Linked DNA regions of Mus musculus: regions 1, 3, 4 and 5 are each linked to region 2. The links are chromatin loops, found by intact Hi-C in ENCODE. Cell type or tissue: left cerebral cortex. All regions are shown on one strand.

The links. Peaks named below come from ENCODE experiments on the same cell type or tissue, not always from the same donor. Only the 100,000 strongest peaks of a DNase experiment are listed, where the experiment ranks them.
Region 1: a loop joins it to region 2, with 7 times the contacts of the local background. A loop is called at or near these places in 4 of 42 quality-filtered maps.
Region 3: it touches region 2 in a loop (2.4-fold over the local background); 12 of 42 quality-filtered maps call a loop at or near these places.
Region 4: it touches region 2 in a loop (2.3-fold over the local background); 12 of 42 quality-filtered maps call a loop at or near these places.
Region 5: a loop joins it to region 2, with 6 times the contacts of the local background. A loop is called at or near these places in 3 of 42 quality-filtered maps.

Annotation. Positions count from the first base shown.
Region 1 is chr7:78,599,232-78,604,231 of GRCm38, reverse strand. The region is part of intron 8 of E430016F16Rik (RIKEN cDNA E430016F16 gene); the gene reads left to right. Among named protein-coding and RNA genes, the nearest start is that of Ntrk3, 24 kb to the right of the region's middle. In left cerebral cortex, no CTCF peak of the experiment used is centred here; DNase peaks (open chromatin) are centred at 2,159 and 3,740.
Region 2 is chr7:78,666,100-78,671,099 of GRCm38, reverse strand. The region is part of intron 6 of E430016F16Rik (RIKEN cDNA E430016F16 gene); the gene reads left to right. Among named protein-coding and RNA genes, the nearest start is that of E430016F16Rik, 50 kb to the left of the region's middle. In left cerebral cortex, a CTCF peak has its summit at 2,004 (motif pointing left); DNase peaks (open chromatin) are centred at 1,492, 1,687, 2,932 and 3,272; H3K27ac peaks cover 1,830 bases.
Region 3 is chr7:78,764,087-78,769,086 of GRCm38, reverse strand. No RefSeq gene overlaps it. Among named protein-coding and RNA genes, the nearest start is that of Mrpl46, 17 kb to the left of the region's middle. In left cerebral cortex, a CTCF peak has its summit at 2,590 (motif pointing right); a DNase peak (open chromatin) is centred at 2,592; H3K4me3 peaks cover 237 bases.
Region 4 is chr7:78,751,857-78,756,856 of GRCm38, reverse strand. No RefSeq gene overlaps it. Among named protein-coding and RNA genes, the nearest start is that of Gm30892, 20 kb to the right of the region's middle. In left cerebral cortex, no CTCF peak of the experiment used is centred here; DNase peaks (open chromatin) are centred at 747 and 1,928.
Region 5 is chr7:78,715,999-78,720,998 of GRCm38, reverse strand. It overlaps E430016F16Rik (RIKEN cDNA E430016F16 gene), which reads left to right and starts at 2,779. Exons shown (of 11, transcript NR_015542.2): 1 at 2,779-2,919. In left cerebral cortex, a CTCF peak has its summit at 2,887; DNase peaks (open chromatin) are centred at 1,652, 2,568 and 3,212; H3K27ac peaks cover 1,474 bases.

The DNA of each region.
Region 1 (5,000 bases), 67 kb after region 2:
TGTCAGAAATAAATTTTACCACTGGAGTCTGTAGCATCTGATTAGTGAATTATTCAGTTGGGATATTGCGTTCCCTCTGACCTCATTAGTAACCCTGAGGTGAGAGGGGTGCATTAGAGTAACCACCAGGCTGTCACGGAGGAGCGGGGTAGAGGCATTAAAGTGGATTAAAGTGCTTTACCAAGAACTACAGCACAACTCATAAAAACAGTGCATTGTTAAACCGGGGCTCAGCAAATAAACAGGCAGACGCCACTGCTGTGGGGGAGGGGAGGACATCAGGACCTTGGGGAGGGGGAGCCAGTGGGGTTCAGTTTTGTAGCAAGGTGGCATTTCTTCCTGCCAGTCTCATGGCATCCGGAAAGTACATGGAGTCTAGGCAGAGGTATCTTTAGTCTCCCCTTCGTTATCTCCAGATTCCCTGTCCTTTTCTGTTCTCTTGCAATTGGAGAGTTGGCACATCCAGAGTCAAGATCTTAATGGACACATCTACTATGTTTTAGCTTCCAACTAAATGATTCTTAATAAGACTGCTTAGCTCTGCAGGTGAGAAATAGAAGCCGCTGGAGGAATGGAAGGGATTGAGGCTTGGTACCAACAAAGCTGCAGCTTTCCTAACAGCGACCTCCCACCATACCACAGCCCCTGAATCTGGAAGGTGAGCCATAAGGGCCAAGTGGACCAGGGGTCAAAGCAGGCAAAGGATGATATGAGGCTCTAATTTTTAGTTGTTGTTCCTTCAGATGAGTTGGCATCTCTTTACATGACATGGGACTTTGCCTATTGCAGATGCCATTCTCAATCAAAAGGAGGCTAACTGAGCCAACCCTCACATCTGGTACCCTAGTGAGTGAACGAGAGAAACAACACTAGAGAGAAGATCGTTCTACCCCTGCTTCTGCAAGTGAAGAGCCTCTAAGCTCTGCTTTCTGTTGTCCTCCATTTTAGAGGAGCAGAACCTGTTGTTTGATCCTGATGCAGAGGCACCACGTCTTTTCCCAACTGGGATGGGTGGGTTTGATAAGTGGGACCTGATTCTGCAAGCTGCTATCTCAGTAGTTGTTGTCAAGATAGGAGAGCTCTAAAACGTCTCCACTCATCACAGAGCTGCCCTGGCTGGACCATGGCTCACCAAGCTAATGATGCTGGGGTCCGCTTCTTTGCTGACATGAATAGAGAAAACCTGGTGTTGGGGGATGGAGAACTGCCATGTTCCAGGTCTGGAATTAGCTGCAGAGACCAAGGTGGGGCTGAGGGCACCTCATCTTTCCTTTGTTTGGGGATGGGGCTCCTGGCTGGAGTTCAACACTGTCCCGGGAGACTCAAGCCCCCCGTTAGTGACTGGTATGTTTGCAATTGTTTGTTCAGCAGCAATTGCAAATGGATGCTAAAAGGCTTTGTGGTTCATTGATGGTCATGCTCCTTTCCAGACCATTCTTCATCCACTTCTTAGTCCAGCCACAAACTCTCCACTGGCAGCTCCCACTGCTGCCTATACTTGATGCTGGGTCCTAAACTCTGTCTGCTCATAGCCCTTCGACTCTAGCAATGCTGAGAATTAAAGTCCTTGCCCTAGACACTGTTTTAGAGATCATTATTGGCCTTCCTCTCTGTTGCTAGCCTTCTGACTGCATTCATGGGAGCTGGGTAGAGCACATCCACATAGGAACTTGTAGAGTTCAAAGAAAAAGTATATTGCACACACACACACACACACACACACACACACACACACACACACACACACGCACACACACGCACATGCACATACACACAAACATGCACTCGTGCAAGGATGATCACAGAGGAAAAGCAGACACACACAAACATAAGGAGGGTGTCACTGGCACATTGGGATCTCCAATACCATTTCATGTTGGATTTGTGATTCACATATTTGGTGCCCAGTTTCTGCTCTCATTTCAAAGGTCAGACATGGAGCGACTTCATCCTTTTATAAAGACCTCACCCTCTGCAATGCAATTTAGGATGAAGGAGGAGGAAGTGAAAAGGATTTCTTGGCTTACAATACTCATCTGCATACTTGACTCAACATGGATTTGTCACTTTTGTTATTGTTGAGACAAAGGCTTAAGGAAAGGTGGGCTGACTTTGGAGTTTGAGAGTACAGTCCATGGCAGGGAAGGTGTAAGAACAGCGAGAGCTGGTGTAGCTGTGGGCAGCAAGAGTGTGAGTCAGCTGGTCCCCGTGACTGAAGTCAGCAAGCAGGGAGAGGGATGCTGGCTGACACTCAGCTCTTCCCCCGCCCTCCCCCTATACTCTTTTGGTATTTAGTCTAGGCCCCCAGTGCATAGATGATATTGCTACATTCAGGACAGGTCTTCCCTATCTCAGCTCAATCCTCCCTGGAAACACCCTCACAGGCACACTCAGAGGTGTGCCTCCTAGGTGATTTCAAATCCAGTCAAGTTGACAACGAAGATTGATCGTCACAACGAACCTTGGGTATTTTGTTTAAGCGAAAGGAGCCAGTCACAAAGGACCCTGTGCTACGCAATCCCATCTGTGCGAACTATCCAGACTACAAAATCTCAGAGGCAGAATGTGGCTGTCAGGCACGGGGGCAGGGATTTAGGGGTGCTCCAAAAGGTGACGATTAAAGAGTGTGAGGTTCCTCTTTGGAGTGAGTGATGATCATGTTCTAAATTGACCACTGATGGTAGCCCTACTCTGTGATTAGACTGAAACCCACTGAATTATACACTTCACAGCACTGCCTTGTGTGGTGTGTGAATTGCATCCCAATAAAGCTGTCAAAAATAATCTACACATCTTTTATCCCCCAGTCAACTGATATTTTTTTCCTTTTACCTTCTCACACTGAAATGGGTACCTTTCACCGACTCCTGATGCTCCCTGAGGAAATGGAAAAGCCTACACAATGTATTCTCATGTTTGTAATTAGAATGCCTATGAACCATCAGGCAAGTTATAGAAGAAAAGAGAGAAAAGAGGCAGGAAAAGATGTTTGGGTACAAACCCAGTGTCACAGAGAAGTTACAGTTTGAAAGCTAGACTCTTTATGTAGTACTGGAAAGTGATCCCTAGGCCAGAAGAGAGGAGAGCTGCATGCAGGTTCTTGATCGATGTGGACTCATGCCTAGTTCTCTCCTCCGGAGACCCTGGCAGGAGTGTCTGAAAGTACAGCATGTGGGCAGACAGGAATTCCACCTGCCACTGATACATCACAGTCTACGCCAAATGTAAAGCAGTGACCTTACTGTGTCCATGGATCTGGAAGGTCAGGAAGGAAGAAAGATCACATCAGGACTGCGGCGTTATCTCTATCCTCCAACATCTGGGACGAGCCAATCAATGACAGACTGGAATTATCCGAAGCCTATTGTTTCTGCAGCCTGCCTACTCAAGTCTCAGATGGGGTCTCTGTATGTGTCTTCCTTGTGCCATTAGGTGGGCTTCTTTAGAGTATGTGACTTAGGATCCCAGAACAACCAAGAGATAGGTCTCTAAGTCCTTTTAGAGCCATATAGTGTCACCTCTGCCATGGCCACATGGCTTCACCTCTTGAAGGGAAGGGTTTCAGAGGCTTATTGTGACAGATATGTGGCATAACAGAGATTGCTGTGGGCCTCTTTGGAAAATCCTGAATACTATTGGGACTATAGGTAGTTTGTCTTAAGTACTGTACAGAAGTAGTAAGCCGTCAGACCTAAATGGTCCAGACAGAATAACACTGAATGCTTTGGTAGCAATCCAAATGGACAGATGGCTGACAGCATCCCACACTGTCTGTCCCTGCATCACGTCTTGACTTAACTTAAGACCCAGGATATTATGGAGAATGGGGGTGAGGAAAGCCCCCAGAAGGGCTAAGGTTATATTCCTGCCAACTAGGCAGAGGGGAACTCACGATTGGCAGTGATGTGGATCCTTAAGTGTCTTGTTCATTTGGACTTTCAGGGTCTTTGTGTTTATTCTGCATTTTCATTCATCTCTGTAAAGAGGGAGCCAGGAGATGAGTTCCTAAACGTTGGAGTAGGATGAAGGGCAGTCGGCTTCTTCCTCTGGCACAGTAAACACAACTACACAGGGGATGCCCACTATGGCACTGTGCCTGGAAAATGCTGATGAAGCCCAATGCACAGGAGCCATCATCCTTGTTCTTGAGGCCAAGTGACAAAATCCTGGGTCCAGAGATGGAAAATAACTCACTCAAGTCCAGGAGAATGACTCTACATGTCCAGAGCTTTAAAGACTGTATGGAGTGGCCAATCTGTTTCTCGGTGCTTGAAGACAACCTGTGTTCATTTCAGTGTTCTCAATGAAGTGTCATTTGGAGGAGACATTTATGGTCACTTTAGGTAAAAGAGGTGCTACTCAAATTTAGAAGGTAGGGTCCATGGATGCTGTTAAAGATCCTGTGATGTATAGGGCAGCTGACCACGGAGATTCATCGTGCTCCTAATGTCAGTAGTGCCAAGGTCGACATGCCCAGGCGAGATGTTCCTAACAAATCCAGACCCTACAGTGGCAATTTTGGGAACATGTGTTCACTCTTTCTTTCTCTGTCAGAATGGTAGCAGTCTCCTCACATTGGGGCAGTGACTATTTCTCACTGTGTTCTGAAGGGAAGTCTGGCTAGGTTGGTGGCAATATTTGCTTTTTTCAATCCTGCATGATACACACACACACACACACACACACACACACAACATCACACAGTATAAGAGTGAGCTTAACGTATTGGAAGGATATGGTTTCTTGACAGGCAAAAGGATGGTGGCACTCATGTTCAGGTTACTTATCTTGGGAGTATGATTATGACTTTGGGGAACCTGAAAAGAAAGTTCTAGAATGAGCAGTTGATGCTGCCCCAGAATGGAGTCTTCAGAAGAGGTCAAAGGTAAGAATGGGCAGAAGCTGCAGGCAAGGAAATAAGACACTGGTTGGTGTACATATGTGAACAGCCAGGACTGTCCCAGGACTCTGCCCAAAAGGGCAGCTGGGAGAAAGGACTG
Region 2 (5,000 bases):
GGGAGGCGGATTTCAAAAGAAAATGTGGAATTTTAGGGAGAGTGGTGAGACCTTCCAGAGGATAACAGTTGACCTGGTGGATGATTGTTTGAGCAGCAATAGAGACTCCCCCCCCCCTATGGTGGAGCTGGTTGGGGTGAAGATGGACAACGAGGCAGAAATCTCTCAGAATCTGATAGAAATCTGGACAGCGAGGCGGCGGTGAGGCAGATGTTTCTCAACTCTTTATCTTCCTACCTCCAATTCCCAACTGATGGAATTACAGATTTGAGACATCAGACCCCACTTTATGCAATGCTGGTGACCGAACCCAGGGCTTCTTGCATGTTAGGCAAGCCCTCTACCGACTGAGCTACGTCCCCAGTCCATCTCATTTAATAGTTATGGGTGAATTTAAAGGATTTCAAGTGAGAGTGAACCAGAAGGTAGCTTTTCCCCCATAGAATTGCTGTATTAGTGACTGTCTTAGGGTTTCTATTGCTGTGAAGAGATACCATGATCATATCAACTCATAAAGGAAAGTATTTAATTGGGGCTGGCTTGCAGTTTCAGAGGTTTAGTCCATTATCATCGGGGTAGAAGGCATGGCACATGCAGGCAGACTTGGTGTCAGAGAAGGAGCTGAGAGTTCTACATCAGTCTCTGCTGGAAGGCAGCAGGAAGAAAGACTCAGACACACTTCCTCCATCAAGGTCACAACTCCTAAAAGTGCCATTCCTAAGGAGCCTGTTGGGGGCATTTTATTCAAACTACCACAGTGACTTAGCAATAAAAGATGTCATCGTGGACAGATGACTCCACTACCTTGAAAAGTCTTCAGTCAGGCTTCTCTCAGGACACCATCATTGTGTCGCCAATATGTGCTATCTGTAGCAAGTACCCACAGCCAGGGTGGCTCAGAAGCAGAAATTAGTTTCTTATTGTTCTGGAGGGTGACTTCCATGTCCAACGTGCTTGCCATTCTGTTGTCTGGTAAGAGTTCTTGTCCCAGTGTTTCCTCCGCCATCTTTACATTGTATCCTTACATGGCAGAAAGCCGAGAGGGTGCCGGGTACTTGCCCTACAGTTCAGGCTCCTCCATCACCATCTAACTCAGCTCAGGATAAGTCCCTTCTTTCCCCACATCAACCCAGTGGTGTGTTTCAGTCACCAGGTGAGCCACACACCCAACTCCCACTCCAACGTGTGTACCAAGAAGAGACAGGGCCTATAACCCCTGCCCGAGACACTGACCAAGAGCCATCTCTACCCCTTTGCCCATCCTACCTCTGCTTCTTTTACTTCTGTTGTACTTCAGGACACCTTACCAGCGTCTTAGACTTCTACATTTTGTTTTGCTTTTTGTGGCTCCGCATCCCTATCCTTCCACAGATGGATAGTTCCCCACGGGTGGGCGGGGCCTACCTCTGTCTATTTCCGTGTGGTTGATGTTCCCAGGAGCCAGCACGACATTTGGCTCATAGTCAAACCTCCGTAAAATAGGTGCCAGACGAACTAGTGCTCAGGCAACGGCGCTTTCACTACAATCTGCTTGTTAGGTACTTGAGCAAAGTCCCCGTGTTTTCTCCTGATTAATACGTGGCTCGCAGGCAGCCTGTGTGGAGGCTGATCTTGTCGCCCCTTGCTCTAATGTTTCTGAGCACGCCCTTCTTCCTCCGTTCTTGAGGATTGTCATGAGCAGTGTGTGAGCAGCCACCTGGTGCTGAGCACTTTGACCTTTTGCAGCACGCCTCCTTTAGGAATGAATCACTGCACAGAGCACAGCAGACACATCTCCTCAGCATGGTTAAGCTTTCATTATTTTTACTTTGAATACCAGCACAATTGCACCCTTCTATGTCGTTGCTTCCTACTCGGTGGATACAATGAGATTAATAATACGTGCAAAGTGATGTGAAAGAAGGTAGAACTCTAGCAAGACTGCCGTTTAATAACTTATCAAGGATTCTATGGTTCAGACAGGCAGGACCCCCTCCCCAAGCTCTTCAACTGTCGCCATCTGTTGGTGGGAGGCCAAATCTATGTGATTTTTTTCAATATTGTAGCTTTGATTTGTTTTGTATTTTTGTTGTTTTGTTTGTATGTATAAAAGTTTATAACCTGGAAATTCCTAAGTAGAGAAGTCTTATTTTTTTAAATCTATAGTTTGCGATCTATAATTATACATGTAAACCCAGACCATTATTTATTAATTTCTTATCACAGTAGAAATTTAAAATTCATATTCACTTTTTTGTGTTGCATTTCTAGGGTCTGGTGATTGAAAAAAAAAAAAAAAAAAAACCTCACCTGACTGTTGTTATAGTTCACATTGTGTCACCCTGTGCTCTGGTGACTATTAATAGGTATTCCATCTCGAAGACCATCTGTGATAAAATAGCCCTGCACACCTTGCTCTGTTACACCCAAAATACATATCTTCAGCTGAAAGTTTCTTTATAACCAATGTGTATTTCACTTAACTTTTTTTTAGCTTAGTGTTTCTGAACCTTGCTTGAGAATACCCCCGCACCACCCTACAGAATACCTAAGCTTACAGCATTTTTATAGAAATGCTGAGATACATATCTATCTGGTAGACCACAGATGTTTTGTTGGAGCCAAGACTTGGTCCCCAAAGGGATTGAAACCATCCTCAGAGCTCTCCTGACAGAATGCTGTGCACAGCTCATTCCAGTCCTGGTGCACAACACTTTAAAGCAGCGCAGCCCCTGAAGACAGCATCTGCTAGACTTCTGGAAAAGGCTCTCACACTGTCTAGTTCAGGGATGCTGAACACCTCTTCTCAGCAGGTAGTGCATTGTCTCTGTAATTATCAAATTTTGTGCAAGAGAAACATGAGAAGATTCCAGCAGTTTGAGGGAAGCTTGAAACACCCGTTTTTGGTTTTTGAGTAGGCTCATCTCGGCTTCTGTTTGTCTTAACATGAGTAAGAGATTATTCACAGTGTGGGTGTGGTAGCTCGGCAGGACATGGTAGAGGCTCCAATTTCATATTTTTCTTTACTTGACGCCCATCTTATGCATTCAAATGAGAACAATGTTCCAGTGTCTTTTTCTGGGAGATCAGTTTGGGAAGACTTCTGTACTTGGGTCTTCCCTAAACACTAGCCATGATATCAGTATTCCGGGGTATGTTTGGGAATAGGGGGTGGGGGTGGGGAGATGGCTAGGGCTGGTGAGTTGTGAGGTGTAAGGAAAAATCCCAAACTGTTTAGAATGTAGGACCAAAGGCCCCAAACGCAGAGAACCTCTGTGGGGAAGATGGCTGAGCGTTTGCAGGCTCACGTTTGATCATCCTCTATGGATGACCTTGAGCCGTGGCTCAGTTTGGAGTTCTCAATCTCTAGCTACCCTGGGGACATGGCAGGGAGTCAGGTGACTGTGTGTATTGTTGTTGTTCTTCCTAAGGCTTTCAGAGCATCCTCCATGTCCAGGGAAGTGGTCTTGTGAGGTCTCATGGTGTCGTTCCTGCAGGCCGGCCATAGAGTGACTTGTTTGATTTGATGCTCAGTATCTTTTAAATACATTTGTTTAAAAAGTTCAGTTTCTAGCTTACTTACTAGTGAGCTGATGATAGTGGATGAGTCCAGAGGATGACCCTTGGATGTGTTCAATTCCACGGTGACTATTTTTGGAAATATTATTGATAACTTTCTGTCCTTGACTAGGTCTTTGGCACAAAGTGTCTTAGAGATGGGTTTCTGAGGATGTGGTCCAGGTCTTTCCTAAGAGGCTCTTGTGCTGTTATCAGAGTCATCAGTGGCAGCATCTTTGCCAAATCGCCCATTTACAAAGCTGCCTTCATCAGGACTTGCTGCAGCACCCGATAGTGACTGAGTTCAACCAGGCTTTCTCAGTAAATAAAGATAAAGCTGAAGCCAGGCAATCCCCCATCTAAACGATGCATCCTCTTTGGTCTCCACTACCCTTCTTTAACTTTGCTTCATAGGACTTAACAGCATCTGTATAATATTACACATTAACTTGGTGTTTGTTTATTATAAGCCATAAGCTCTCTGGGGGTTGGAGTCTTCCTTTTGTTTATCACCAAATACCAAAAATCTGGGTGCAAAAACTTGGAAATAGGCACAGAGTATAAGAGGAGCTTAACAATTATCTGCTGAATGAATGCAAGATGACATCATCATTTATCGTTAATTTTTCTTCACTCTGCTTTTCTCTGTATCACTTTCATACCCTGGACCACGACTTCTTTTGTAGAGGCAAGATGGCTTCCACAAGAAAGAGAACTTTCATTCAGTAGAATAAGTCTTTGCTCACTGGCTAGCATAGACCATCTTAAGCGTGGCAAAGAGGATGGACTTGGAATTTGCAAAGCAGACACTCTGAGAAGGATATAGCCTGGACACGCATACAGAAGACACTTCAACTCCGACATTACTTTATTAATCACTTTCAGCTCCATGTTATCAATGGAACCTCACTTTATGAGGAAAGTAGTAGGGGAGATATTGACATTCCCATTGTACAGATGAGAAAACTGAGGGAGAGTTGGTTTCTTTAAACCGTTTGGAAGCAATGGGGTTCCCTCTGGACCTCAAGTGTTCTTAGATAGCACACAATTATACAAATCAGATCATCTGCCAGGATGGATTAAAATGACAGCTTTGTTTTGTATCTTTATAGAAGGGGGGTAAGAAAGTGGCAGAATTCATCCACTCTCATGCGCACACATACACAAGCACAGAGTTTACTTCTCCCTGGCTGCCAACTTGACTTCTGCTAATAACTGAATGGCTTTGATGACTATGTGGAGGACTAGGACTCAGAGTGGTTTGGAGTGAGTGACAATAATCCTGATAGCCTGAATCAAGAAAACATAAATGACATTGGATTTGGACAATTCATTATCCTTTCTGGGGAGCCACACTAGAGTATAGAACTTCAGCTTCCTGGGGTATAAACACTTCTACCACGCCAATGCTTTGGGATGAGGGAGGCCTCAGGAGTGTCTGTACCTACAAATCCCAGCACTGT
Region 3 (5,000 bases), 98 kb before region 2:
TGGTTCTTAACTGTCCCAAACAGTTTTAGGCCAGTTATCTGGAGGCAAAGGCAGGCATTTCTGGATCTTCCATGTTGAGTGGATCTAAGTGGCAATGCATAACTTGTCAAAGTCAACTGTGGAGATGGATCTTAGGTGTCACCTAAGTCCAACCTGGCCAGTGTGTCCTCAGATGACGGGACTAATCATGCTTTATCTGATGGAGCCTGTGATGGATATTCCCAGTTGTCAACTTGGCTATATCTGAAATGATCGACAATCCAGAAATGGAAGGCGTGCCTGTGATCCGGATCTTGAGACCGGAAGGCACAGGCTTTGATATGCATCTTGACGTGGGATGACACAAGCTTTTGATATGGATCTTGAGGCATAGTGCCCATGAAAAGCTTAGGCCACTATCCTCTTTAGACATCTTGAGTGCATAAGGGGGCAAAACCAGCTTAGCATGCATGTCTGTCAAAGATGACCCATGACTGCATTTCCCTATCACATGCTACACAGAGAACACTTCTGTACACATCTGCTGTCCTGTCTCTCTCTTCTCTAAAATCTCTCTTGTGAATGCTCTCTCTCTCTCTCTCTCTCTCTCTCTCTCTCTCTCTCTCTCTCTCTCTCTCTGGAACATCACGTCATATGCCTTTGATCATTCACATCACATTCAGCTCCTTGGACATTCACAGCACACACAAGCGTGCACATCAAAAGCTATCAATATTCTAGCCACGCATCCACATACCCTTGAATGTTCACATCACACCCAAAACCCACGATGCTTCTCCTACCACACACGATACAAACCTCTGAGATCGATCCGATACATCGGTACCTCTGATACAACTGTACCTACCACATTCGCCTGCATACATCGATTCCTGCATACCTTGAAACTGATTTGATAATACACGTGCACCTTCTTGAACATTCACATCACACATACACTCATGAATATTCACCTCACGCATCATCTCAGGTCCTTTGCCTCTTGCTCTCAGATCCTCTGTGTGTGTGTGTGTGTGTGTGTGTGTGTGTGTGTGTGTGTGTGTTTGGGGGGAATGTGTGTGATAACCCCTTTAAATACACATCTCATGCTTTCTTACTGACTGGATTCTAACTGGATTTGGCCAGTGAGGGAGAGGTACTGGCAGGAGGTTAAAGGGAAGGGAAGCTAAGGCTAAATATTCCTTCCCACTGCGTGCATACATCGCCTGCTCAGCATCTCTGTGGTCCACAGCCGGCAGCCCTCTTTGATTCACATTCCTGCAGCATGGCTTGCTCCTGGTAGCATTGTTTTCTTCTGCTGTCCCCAGCCCTCAGGGTGATGGCTTTACTCTTGCTCCTCTCCAAATTGCCTCTCCATACCCTGTTTGGTTTCCAGCTCTCTCAACACCATGGGAACTCATTCTCCATGTTGAAAAGTCTCTTTTGAACGACATGGCGTGGGCTACATTTTCCTAACTGCATCCTGACTGATGTTGAGCCAACGCCACGACGATAATGGATTTCACGGTGTCACTTAAACACGCATGTAATGTATTTGGGAGTAACCACCTCCTCATCTTCTTCTTCCATAGTCATCTCTTCAATTTTGGGGGCATCTTCAATTATTTTTTTTCTCTACAGTATACATATGAGAGAGCACCTGTGATAGTATTTTTTGAATCCAGCTTATTTTACTTAATGTCCATTTTCCCATAAATGACATGAGTTTGTTCTTTGTGGCTAGGTAGCACTCCATTGTGTATACATACTACACTCTCTGTGTTCATCTGTGGGTGAACCATTTTGGCTTTTGTGAATCGTTGGTGATCAACACCAGCACGCAGAAGTCTCTGACATGTGTCAGTTTTGATTCCTTTTCAGATAATCCTCAGGAGCAACACTCACAGGAGAGCAGTCTCATCCCTTGCCCGTAGCTCTCTAGGTGTGGTTGAATCTCTGTTGAACTAAATCCTAGTTCATACCATTCAGTATTTTGCTGAGTTCAGTGGCACCTTCTCCTCTGCTTCTCCAGGGCTTTACTGAGCTAAAGCTTCAGGAAGCATCTCTGCCTTCTCTAGGTGGATACAGAGAACAGTGCCCAGCCTCACGACAGACTCCATCTTCTTGGATAGAGTCCATTTGATGGACAGTGTCCTTGCAGAAACTTAAAGGGGCATTTTATAGGACCAGATTTTTGCATCATTTAGCTAGATATGATTTCAGAAGCCACGTGGGTCATCACTACCTGGCTCCTCAGGAAAGAATGGGAGCCATCTCTATCTCCCTAAAGATTTATGGTGTGAGAACTGACCACCGAAACTAAATTCACATTTCATGGACACACCCTTGGGCAAACCACACTTTGATTCTGGCTTTCTTGTTCTCAAAATTATGAGAGATTGTTGCCAGTCATTTATTACTGTTTTCAAAATGCCAAGGGAACTGTATAATCTTGAACAAGTTCTATGCCAGCATGTGGGCCTCGTTTTCTGCATTGGCAGTGTAAGAATGTTGGATTCACGTCCTGGTTGGGGCAGCTGCTGGTTCATGTGCGTCAGGGATTGGGTGAGTCTGTGCAGTACACATCGTATCCACAGGGAGGCGCCACACACAAACGTATATCCCTCCTAGGTACGCTTGGCCAAAAGCTGGGCTGTGGGTCAGAAAGCCCCACTGGCTCTTAGGCTTTCTAGCGTGTTATTACCGCCAGGTGGCCATCTGTCCACAACAACGAGTCAAGGCACGATGGCCACTGCAAACACGCAACTGTATTGCAAGGAAGAAGTCACCAACCAAATCGTTAATGCATTAGCTTAATGCATCAGAAGGAGCTGACAGGATTAAGCTGAGATCACTAAAAGGGTGAGGCAGCTCAGGAGAGGTAGAAAGAACTGGGGGAAAGGGCAAGGACACCAGCTTGCAGGCAGGTTGCCGGCCGCGTACTGGACTCGATGTTACATATTCACAGGTTGGTAGGTTCACCCTGTGTTCTGAGTTTCTCTGACACTCGTGAGATACCAGTTGAAGAAGCAACTCTAGCTGACAGATGAGGGAAGAGCTGGAGGGAGGTGGCTTGCTAGCTAGTCAGTGGCAGAGCTCCATCTTAAGACCAGTCCTCATGTGCCATGATGCCAGGTTCAAGCAGCACACCCAGGATCCTGGAAGCAGCTAGTTTTTACCCGAGCATGGAGTGGGTTCGGTGGAATCTATTCGTCACAGCTCCTGGCATATGACAGGGAAACAGTGCTGACCTTGGCTTCACATGTAGCAGAGAGTGAATCGAAGTGGACTCTTTGAGTCACCTGCTTCTATCCCTTGTTATATTTTGAGACAATAAGGCCCAGAGTTAGTCATTTTGCCAAGGATGGAGCCAAAAGCAAGAGAGTAGGAAATCTTCATCCCCACCTGGGCTTTTGCTCAGATGTCCTGTGGGCTCTGCTTGGTTGTAGTGTGGGATTCCCAGCATTGTTTGGGAGCCTACGGGCCTGCCCAATTGCCCTCAAATGCCAGCCTCCTAGGTGCCAGCCTTGCCCTGCCGCCAGCATCTCCTCCCCTGCTGGCCAAGCTCCTTGGCCTTTGTTAAGACCTGTTGGGCAAAGCAGGGATTACCCAGCATGCCAGGCATGTAGAGGCCAGAGAACCAGGCTCTTGGCTCTGCACAGCTTTCCCTGGGATTACAAGATAATGCATTTGAAGAAACATTAACTCATCCAAGTTTATGGATTATATGGAAACGAAATCGTAGTAATCTCCTCAGCCATCTGGTCCTTGATGCCACTTAGCCAGGACCTCCCAGAAGCGCCCCTCCCCCCAGGTCCCCACACAGGGCTGGGGACAGGGATGGCCATGTTCCTTATTCCTCAGGCCAGGGCAGCATTTTCCAAGGGTCTTGGAAGGGCCAGTACAGTTTGTGCCTTCAGTATCAGAGAGGTGGGCAGGGCAGCTATAGCAGGGCAGAGATGTGGAAAACCATTCATTACCAATAATGCTGCATATGGGCCGTCAACCTGTGTTTGTAATGAAAACCCGACTTTGCAGTTTAGAAAGCATCATTAGGCACATTTCTAGGGTTGGAGTGCTGGGAGGGGAATTTTTCTCCAGATGAGATGCTTGCATCTTCCATCTTTCTAAAGAATCCCGAGCAATGGAATCCCAGCCCTTCTCTGCCTCCAAACCAGGGGATGCAGGTTCTCTGCAGCCAGGACTTTGAATTATGCACTTGTGGCAGAGTGCAATCTCCTGAAGCTGTCTAAAGGGGAGGAAGCGGAACAGGGTGATGTACAGGGGCAAAGCACATGGATTTTGGCTCTAGCCCACCTAGTACGAATTCACTGTCACCGTATGACCCTTAGCAAGTCATCCTTACCTTCTGTGGTTGTTACGTGGAATGAGTGTGTTTATTTAAATTAAAAATTGTTTATTTATCTACGCGTACAGATGCAGCAGTGCGTGTGTGGAAATAAGAGGGCAACTTAGACTACGTGGGTTCCTGAGACTGAACAGAGGCTGTCAAGCTTGGAAGCAAGCACCTTTACCTGCTCAGCCATCTTGCCGGCCCAGATGTGCTTTTTTAAAAAAATCGTTCATTCATTCATTCATTCATTCATTCATTCATTTTGTAGTGCTGGGGGGTTGAACTCATAGACTCACGATGCTATGCAAACACTTTAGCACTGAGCCACACCTGTAGCCCTTAAGTGTCTGCATTTAAAGAAGAATCTTCTACCTGTTGCCAGGGCCCCATTCATTCTGTCTATGAGTGAGGTTGTAGTGGATCCCTCACACCCGTGGCGTGCTGGTAGGTAAGCATTTGGAGGTGGTGGATGGGTGGTAGGTGTCCTTGATATGGTACCTCATGCTGATTTCCTTGGTGTAAATACTCCCGTCAGGGTTAGCTTTGAGGTCCCACTCACTGCAGAGCTGAGAAGAGGGGCATGCTAGTAGCTGTAAAGAGTTGGTTCCAGTGATGCTCAAGCCTGTGGCCCATGGGTGGGAGGAGGTTCCGTAACAAGTATTCCATG
Region 4 (5,000 bases), 86 kb before region 2:
TGTCTGAGAACCCTGGGAAGAGGCTGGCTAGCTCCCGGACACATTTGGGCTGTCTTTAATGGGGGTGTTAGCTTCTGGACAGAAGACAACTAGCCTGAGTGACTTCTGTAAAACCCTGTGACACATGAGTATTGCTTTTCTCCAGAGTTCTCACTGGCTCCATTCCTTTTACAGTTCTAGGGCTCCATTGGCCTGGCCCAAGGCTCTCAAGATGGTCCCTCATTCCCCGAGGTGCCCTCCATCAGCCCTGCATTGACTCACTGATTCTCAATCTCATCCTCCACCCTCTTTCTTACCTTCCTCTTCCTTTTGATGCTAGCATCTCTATCCTAGTAACTAAAGAGCTTGCAGTATAGGTGACAGAGGAGGCCTGATCTGTCCCTGGGTTTTCTGGGCCTTGCCAAGCTCCTGGCCTCCAACAGTTGGAACTAAACAATTCTCTGTCCTGGGACTTTGTCTCATATCCCGTTCTGTACCAACTTAGGGTAGATGGTAGAAGACATTTGCAGAAATGGATTTAGGCGCTTGTGCTTGATGTAATAGTATTCTCTTCTAGGGTCCTTTGCAATCTAAAGGGATCTGTAGAGTCCCAAGGCTCTGGAAGAATAGAGAAAAGGAACGAGGCAAGTCTTGGCAGTAGTTAGGGATGTATTTGGAGGGAGGTAACCAAAGATATGTTTTGGCAACTAAATTACTTAGGATAGTTCGAGTGCCAGAGCAGAGACACCAAGGCTGGAGTGTCTTTACATGATAGAAGTTTATTTTTTGCTCATATATAAGTGTGATATGGGCGTTTGACAGGTGGCCTGCCATGTGGTAATTCAAACACTTAGGCTCCTTCCACAATGTAGCTCTATTATCCTCTAGGACCTCAAAATATTCTGTTAGAAACTCTGCATTAAGGAGAGATAACGAGAGAGAAGGAGAGTTAGAATGGAAAGGGAGGATGGGGGGGGGGGAAAGGGGCAGAAGGATGGAGAGGGAGGGAGAGAAAACATGCTGTTTGTCTACATGGAATGCTTTCATGGGCCTGGCCTAGAAGTGACATCTTTCAATTCTCCCTATTGGCTAGAATTTTGGCCTTGCAACTTCTAACAATGTAGACCAGGTATGAAGAGGTCGGTACATCATCAGATGACTGCCATCCGTGACGACTGACAGTTAGGAGGTGGGGGACATGCTATGATGCATGAGGTCACTGGGGGAAACTGGAGTGAGTCTGAAGGAGGTGGGAGTTGGGAAGCGTCAGGAGAGTATTACTGATGACCCAGGAAGGAGCGGATGAGGTGGGGAAGCAGGCTTCTGATTGGCTAACGTGAACAATTTCAGCAGTGTGGTTTTACGGGTTTAGGAGACATCATTGTGACAAGTCTGGTCCTTGGTAACTGGGGCGGGAGAATGGTGTCCCATGGTATGGCATCAGAGCCCAGTAAAGCAAGTGGTTGAGGAATTGGCTTCGGATTGGTTAGTTTGCCGTGAAAGCCGTTCTTGGGAAGGTTGTTTCCCAGCCGGAGGGCCTGCTAACTTTAGAGGGGCCAGTTTTCTCCAGGGCAGTAAAGTCCTAGATGTCAAACCCACAGATTAGAAAAGAGGCACTTCATTCAGTGACCACACTTAACTGTAGGAAGGGCAGGAGGATGTGAGCTTGCCGTGTGCTCAGGAAATGGAGACACCCCGTTGTCTCCACGAGCTCTTTCAGGGATGCACCTTGGCTGGGAGGGGAGAGTTTGATGTTTGTGATGTTTGAGGTTGGAAGAGATCTGAACACCTGGCTTCGGGACAGATAACTGGCAACGTGAACATGATACTGTCTCTCAGACTGTCAGTTTCTTTACCTTTAAGTGGGGCTAGTTATCAGAGCCACGTTTCACAGGTTGCGGGAATCAAATAAGATGTTGTATAAGACGCATTTGGCAAACTCTAGTGCTGTTCAAATGTTAATCGTTTTGTAATTCTTCCAAGCTTGTGGGCCCAGTGAGCCTCATTTCCTCCTCTTGGAGTGAAACTCTGCTGCCAACCTACAAGGGACCTGTCCTCCAGCCTGCTTGGAGAGGTACCCTAGTGACAGCAGGGATGGCTTGGTTCCCCCAAAGCCACACACGGAGGCTCGGAGGGTCTTTGCGGGGATGTTTCAGGATTGGCAGCTGTGGCCTAGAGATTTCCAGCTGGGAACACATGGGGCTCCAATGAGAGACGCTGATTACCAGCTCTGCCAATGCTTTTAAAAGCCATTCTTTTGCCCCATTTTAAATCAGTACATGCTCATTAAAGAAGTTGTTAAATATAGAAAAATACAGGAGGGAAACAAGTGTGCACCCTTAGTGCACCACAGCCAGGGTAACATTTCTTTTTCTGTGCCCCCATCTCCCAGTTTGGTATTTCCCCCCTTGAAATGGCTTTTAATTCATTTATTCCTAATCAGAAATTCATCCTGATGCACAGTACGTACAAAATTCCAACCTTACAGAGGATTATGCAGGGAGGAAGCGGTCTCCCTCCCCTCCACCCTTCCTGGAAGGGAGCCTTGGTTACCAGGCCTGGCGTTTCATTCCAAAGTTAATCAATGCACACATAAGTATATGCATGCATATTCTTTTATTTTTACACACACTGTAGCATGGTATATACCCCTTTCAATAACTTGCTTTTCCACATAACAATATATCCTAGAAAAATATGCCATGCCAGTTTGTGGAAATGTCTCCTACATTTTAAGGGCTGTACAATACTCAGTCATATGGATTATATTGCAGTTTATTTAACGAGCCTGATAGCAAAGGATATTTAGCTTGTTCCCACCCTTCTCAATTTTTAACGTTGCCACCATGAATATTCTCAGGCATATGTCATTTCTTGCATGTGCAGGCATAGCCATGCCATAGGATAATTTTCTGGAATTGCAATTACTGGATTAAAGAGTCTGCACATTTTAAATATTATGGTTTATTGCCTCCATAAAGGTCACATGCACGGAGAGTGAATATGAATGAGCGCCTCAGCTTCTTCAGAATCTTGCCAACAATCTGTTATTAAGCTTTGTCAACTTGGCTAACATAATAGGTAAAAATGGCATCCCATTTGAATTTGTAAATCTTTTTCATGTACTTAAAAATCCATCTCATTTCAGTTACTGTTAACTGTTTTATCTTTCCCACATTCTCCCATTGGACTATTGATCTTATTGATTTGTAGAAGCTCTTTGTATATTATGCAAATTAGCTTGTCTGTGACACGTTGCAAGCACTTTCCTCAGTTTGTTAATCTTCTTAAGACTCTCCCATCATTTTCCACGAAGATATTTTGTGTGTGCGTGTGGGTGTGCACCTGTGTATGGAAGCCAGAGGTTAACATCAGCTGTTGCTCCTTGGGAACTCTCCACCTTGGTTTTTGAGACGAGTTTTCTCGTTGTTACCCATAGCTCTTCTTTTTGGCTGGGTTGGCTATTCAGCTTGCAGGGATTCTCTGGACTGTGCCTCCTTAGGGCTGAAATTACCAATAGGGCCATCCCAACTGGCTGTTTTTCATTGGTGCTGGGAATTGAACTCAGGCATCCCTCCCATTTGTGTGGCAGACACTCTACAGATGTCACCATCTTTCTAGCCCCAAAGCCTTCTGTTTTTGAGGTCCGTGTAGCCAGTCTCCTAATCACAGGCTTTGGGTTTGTATCAGTTTCATGTATGTTCTCCGTGGGATCAAACCCGAGGCCTTACATGCTGTGCTCTCCCATGGAGTTATGCTCTCGCCTGGGTGTCCAACTTTGAATGAATCCATGAGGAAGGGAAGGTCACAAGGTGGAATCAGAGGTCCCAGGGGAGTTAGGAGAACCTACTAAAGCACACTTCACTAAAAGATACCACAATGATGTCTAATAACTTGCATGCCTATTTTAAAAGGAACTGAAGAGCTTTGGTACTCCAGGGATGTACAGTTTCCTCTGGTGCTTTTATGGCTTTATCTTACATTTTCAAAGGCTTCTTCTTTCAGGAATTTATATTGGTGTAAATAATAAAGCTAAGAGCAAACTTTTTTTAAAAATTTATTTATTTATTTATTTATTTTTTAGGCCAGCATTTTTTTTAGACCAGTTCTCAGGCTGGTCTGGAGCTCATAGAGGAGCCTAGGCTAGCATCACTCAAAATCCTCCCGACTCAGCTTCCTAAGTGCAGAGATTGTAGGTACATACGATCACATCTGGGTTAGAATTTAGTTTAGTTTTGCTTCTGAGACCCAATTCTCTTCCTTTCAAGTTAGGGCCAAAGTTCTCCTGTCGTCATTTGTTGAACCCCCATCTCTAGTTTTATTGATTAAAAATGTTGTGTTGACCGTCTATTTCATCTTTTCTCGTACTTGGACTCGTTTCTGGAATCTCAAATCTGTCTCATTGGTGGGTTCTCTAGAGGAAAAGTGGGAGGAGTTGATGTTTCCACCGAGACCTGCAAGATGAGCAGGGGTCACTGGCTCAGTACGGGAGACTGGACTCGCTCTTTGGGATGGGCAACAGCTACACATGTGAGAAGGCTTTGAGGTAGGGATTGCCTCTTCACGAGACTGCAAGGGAAGCCGTGACCAGAATCCAGGCAGGCTGGCTCAAGCTTCAGCCAGACGGCTCAGATGAAGGCAGCAGCAGGGCCGGGTTCTGGTGCGGCTTTCCTCTCTTTTCAGCTTCCAGATCTTTCACATGGACTCCTCATATGATCTTTTCTCTCTCTCTTTTTTAAAAGAATTATTTATTTTATGTATAGGAGTACACTGAAGCTGTCTTCAGACACACCAGAAGCGGGCATCAGATTTACAGATGGTCATGAGCCACCATGTGGTTGCTGGGATTTGAACTCAGGACCTCTGGAAGAGCAGTCAGTGCTCTTAGCTGCTGAGCCATCTCTCCAACCCGAGGCCCTGTCAATAAAGATCATGTTTCCATGTACTACCACCTCGAGGATTAGGACACTAACCTGTGATTTCCAGGGGGTGGGTTACACAGTTCAATACATAATAGATGG
Region 5 (5,000 bases), 50 kb before region 2:
GACAGGCAGGCAGACAGACAGACAGACAGACAGACAGACAGATAGATAGTAGAATATTGTAGTTCATTGGATTTTCCCTTGAAAGAAACTTCCAAAGCTCTTCACACACTTAGTAAACTCTGAGTTCTTAATGGAGTGTGCTCCAGCTGCCATGAAGCTCAGGGAAGGACGATGAGGCTCTCAGTCTGAGGAAGGTGTCTGGTAGCCTTCCCATGTATTTGAAACCTCCTTCATTCATGTGGTCAGTTTTGTCAGTGAGATCCTGTCCTCTCTGCCTTCCTTTCTTCTTCCACTAGCCCATGGGAGTGAGCTCCACAGAGCTAAAGAAGCTTGAGCTAATTTCTCTTAGTGTACTTTATTTACAGGCAGGTATGCTATGGATGATGGGAAACATGATTTTCCCCTATGTCTGTCTGCTGGTCAGAGAACACAGGGCCCTATCCCATGAATGGGGACTCTCTCAGGATATTTAGTATAGAGAGAGGGAATTGGGATTGGATGTGTATTTGGAGGAGGGTGTAAAGAAAGGTGGAGGGATAGTAGTTGGCTCCTTAGAACAGTCATGGGATGGGGACTCAGGAGTGATCTAATTGAGTTTACAGCCTCTTTCTTCTTGCCACCTCACCCAGAATATGTAGTTCTGATTAAAATCAGGAAGTGTGAGAGACAGCACTCTCTGCGGAGGACCTCCACGCTCCCTTGCTAGCAGAAATAAGCACAGTTAAGCCTGCTTTCAGAAATTGGGGCTGCCTCGAGGCATATACTCAAACTCCTTGACCTACATTTTCTTTATAAATGAGTGCGTGTGAGTGTGTGTGTGTGTACTTAGATACGGCAAGGTTAAGGATATGCCTTCAAACAACACCCATTCACTAAGCACCTGCTACACTCTGCCCTACTAGGAACGGAAAAGCTCAGAAAGAGGCTATTGAATGTATTACATTGCAGTGTGGTGAGAAATACAGAGTTAGAACAATTAGGTATGCAAATGGGAGCTCCAGATGGGACCCAGCCTTGTCTAGACGGTCAAGGAAGAAATGATGAAGGGGCTATGGTATGGGGAGTGGGGAATTGTACTGCTTACATTCATTAGTGGAGTAATTTGATGGTGGCACTGGAACCCAGGACCTGGTGTGTGCTAAGCATGGTCTCTATAACTCATGATGTCTCTCAACACCCCACAGAATGTTTCTACATCAGATATTTATCTGTATATGGGTGCAGGATATACATATGTGCAGGTGCACACACGGTAGGAGCCTAGAAAACTGAGCAAATGGGTTAGTTCATGGTGAAAAGTTTTTCATAGTGCCAAGTTTATAACCCATTAAACCCCCGATGATCTTTACTGCCGATGAATTAGATGTCAATTTTTAGAACATTAATTTTTACATTTCCCTGCCCTGGAAGCAGCCTAAGTATAGCTTCCTTCACATGATAGGGTCTTCACTGTGACTCCCAGGGTCACACGGGGCTTGGAGAGAGTTCTTCCTGAGGTTGGATCTGGAGAATATAGTAACTGTATCCCACAGAGATGGCTTCGGTCCGTTTTGCTTTTTGAGTTCTTAAGTCTGCTTTTTATAGTTTGCTGTCTCTTTCTGTGCTCTCAGGCTGTCAACTGTCACTTCCTGCAGCTGTCAGCCTGGCTTTCTCTTTCTTGAGACTCACCACTATCGGCATCTTCCCCGCCCCCAGTGCGCACACACACACACACACACACACACACACACACACACACACAGAGGGAGATTCCATTCTGATTCAGGATTACTTAGAGTCAGTGGGCTTGACTCATCCAATCTGTAAAGCAGCCACCCCCTAACCTGAGAGCAGCCCCTGATCTGGTGACATCAGCTTCACCTGGGAACTCCTTAGAGATGCCCATTCCTCCGGTCCTGTTCCAGACTTGCCTAATCAGAATCACTGGAGTGGGGTGGGAAGGGTAGAACAAGCAATCTGTATTTACCAAGCTGTCTGGTGATTTAGGTGTCTCTCAGTTGGAGAAATAGCCCATAGGAAAGGGAAATAAGGTCCGAGGGAAGGCTTACGGCGCTGCACGTGGTTCAGAGAATCAGTCTATGTTCTGTGTCCAATCTAGAGACTTCTGTGTCTTTCTGGGTTCTGGGCTGTGTTCAGTGCTATTGGACAGTTTCAGGATAGCTGAATTGTAGGAAGGTGTGATGTTGTGCATGTGTGTCAGCCTAGTACATACAGAGAATGAGTAAAGGATAGAGAGAGAAAAGCCAGGCTCTGCAGAGAGGCTTGTCTTAGCTCCTAGAATCTTCCGTGTGTGGCTTAGCCTCAGAATCCTGGTTGCAATCCACCAGCTCAGAGTCCTACCAGTCTTCAGGTAGAAGGAGGAGCTCCTGGGTTTCGCCTGTGAATAGTGTGCCTAAGGCTCAGACCAAGTGTCAGGAACACTCTGAGAGTTACCAGCTGGTGGAGACTCTGCCAGAGACTCTCCACGCGGAATTTTTCAGGCGGACAGCTGGGATATGTGTGGGAGCCTCAGAGATGCATGGATTTGGGTTTGTAAACACAGGCCTGTTAAATTTAGGGCGGGCCTCGGGCCTAGGAGAGCTCCGTAGCATCATTTGGCAACTGTTGCCCATATTGAGTGGTTTAAAAACCCTGCTTATTCCTTATATAGTAGGAGGCCTGTTTTAGCACAGCTTGTCATCAGAGGGGAGGGTCTTGGCACAGGAGTTGAACACCCACTGTGTGCCAGGTGCTCTGCATAAACCATGCCGTTTTGACTGCTGCGTATTCAGGGGCTGAGGCTTATCAGCTCTGCTTACTGAGAGCAAAGGTCTAGACCTAAGAAATCTCAGTCATGGTGTTGGATGTGCCTCAAGGATGGATGCAAGAGGACCACCTCCTGTGTAGTGGAGAAGGGCAACCGGCAGATGGCATGTAGTGGTAAGGATCCTCTGTCCATAGTGAGAACCCGATACCATCCATAGAAGCCGGGCCAAAGAACTGGCCAAACTGCCTAGTTTCCTTGTGTTACTGCTTGTCAGAAAAAGACATCTGGAGTATGATCCCACAGGATGCTCTTCAAATTCAAGGCTTTGCTGGACAAATCACTTTGGGAATTGTCATAAAGCTTTATTCTCCCCTTGGAGATTGTGAGTTACTTGTGGTAAGCAGGGTTAACCAGCCAAGCAGACAGAGATGATCACTATAAAGAGATGCTGGGAACTGGCTTTGTGGTGGTGCGGGCTGGCAGGGAAAGGTTGACGTCCCAAGGGCAGGCTGCACCTCTCTGCCTGCATCAAGGGCGATGCTGTCTGTGAGTGGGACCCTTCCACCCACCTTTGTGGGGAGACTTCCACTCTACTGTTAGGGCCTTTGGAGCCACTGAGTCCAGTCAACCCAGGTATCCTTTACTCAAAACTAGCTTATTGTAGAATTAACTACACCTATCAAATTTTCCTGGAAACACCTAGGGAAGCATTTGACATTGGCATCTAAGATTGATCACTACAATTATGGTTTAGACCTTAGATATACCCCGAAGGCTTGTTGAAGGCTTTGTGGCAGTGTTTGGAGCTAGTAGAGTCTTTAGTGTGGAGCTCTGTAGAAAGGCATCAGGTTCATAGGGTTCTGCCCATGAAAGTGTGATTGGTATCTCAGTCCCTTTCTTTTCATCTCTGCTTACTGGCTGCCACCGGTGAGCAGCCTCCTCTGCCCTGATGATTTCTGTGCCACAGGCCTGAAGCAAGTGAACTGAGCCACTGTGGACTGAAACCTCAGAATGCATGCATGCATTGAAACACTCTTGTACATTGAGTGCCTCAGGTATTTAGACACAGTGAGACAGAGATGACTGGCCAGTAGAATACCAGATGTAGCACAGAAGTCTTCTCCAAAAAGACATCTTGATTTTGGTGAATCTCTTCCCTCCTAAAGTTGCCCTGCCTGCTCTCCCATTTTACAAACCCGTAACAGAACAGCCATGTGTGCCAGAGTTCCACACAGCGCTTAGGAGATTGCTGGCCTGAGCTTCCTGGCCCTACCTCAACCCGAGACCCTGGAAGAGCTCAGACGCTAAACAATTCAGTCTTTGGTGATTCAGGGACATAGTTTGCCAACCTCAATCCCATTGGTATCTTAGCCAGCTAATTCTGTGTCATAGGGCTCACCCTGTGTACTGTGGGATATTTAGCAGGATTCCTGGTCTTGGTCTGATGGATGACAGCAGTACTCCTTCCTCCCCAGCTATGACAATCCATAATGTCAAACATCTTCCGACAAGTGAAATGTTCCCTGCTGAAAAGCACTAGTGCAGAGGAAGACATTGTGGAATAGCATAGAGGTCCAGGGAGCCCGGCAACCTGAGTTTGAACTGTACCTCTCACATTTAACTGTGTCCTACCGTGTTCTGGACAACTTGGAGCAGTCCAGCCTGGGTTGACTAGCTCTGTGCGGGGAATGACTTTACTTTCATGAGGCCCCATTTTCCACCTCTCCAAAATGATGATCATGATAGGATTTATCAAGTTATTGAGGGATTCATTGGAGTAGAGTATTTAGGCTGCCTGGCTCTCAACAATTATTCTGCATGTGTTTGTCCTTTAGCCTTCTGACAAGGAGGCCCAGTCTCTTGTCTGAATTCTCCTGGGCATCCTGGGATAATGGAATTGCAAGACCATCATCTGGTCTATATTCTAAGTAAGAAGACAAATTCATCTTGGGGTTTGAGGCTCCAGGGCTTCAGACTGGTAACAGTCCCCCACTCGGAGTGCAGATGCCCATGACCCCAAGTTTACAGAGGAACTTCAAGAATGTCCAGAGCTCAGCAGCCTCAGACTCCCTTCCAGGCCACTCCACAGGTTGCTCCATGGCTCCTTCCCACAGGCCACAGATTTATGAATGGTGCACACTGTGTCCTTGCCAGGAGGTTTATTAATGGGCTTTCATACAGCACTTTAGGTTGGTGAGCTCTCCTTGCTCCTTCGGTTCCTGGCCGGATGCAGGGAGATACATCACATCAGCAA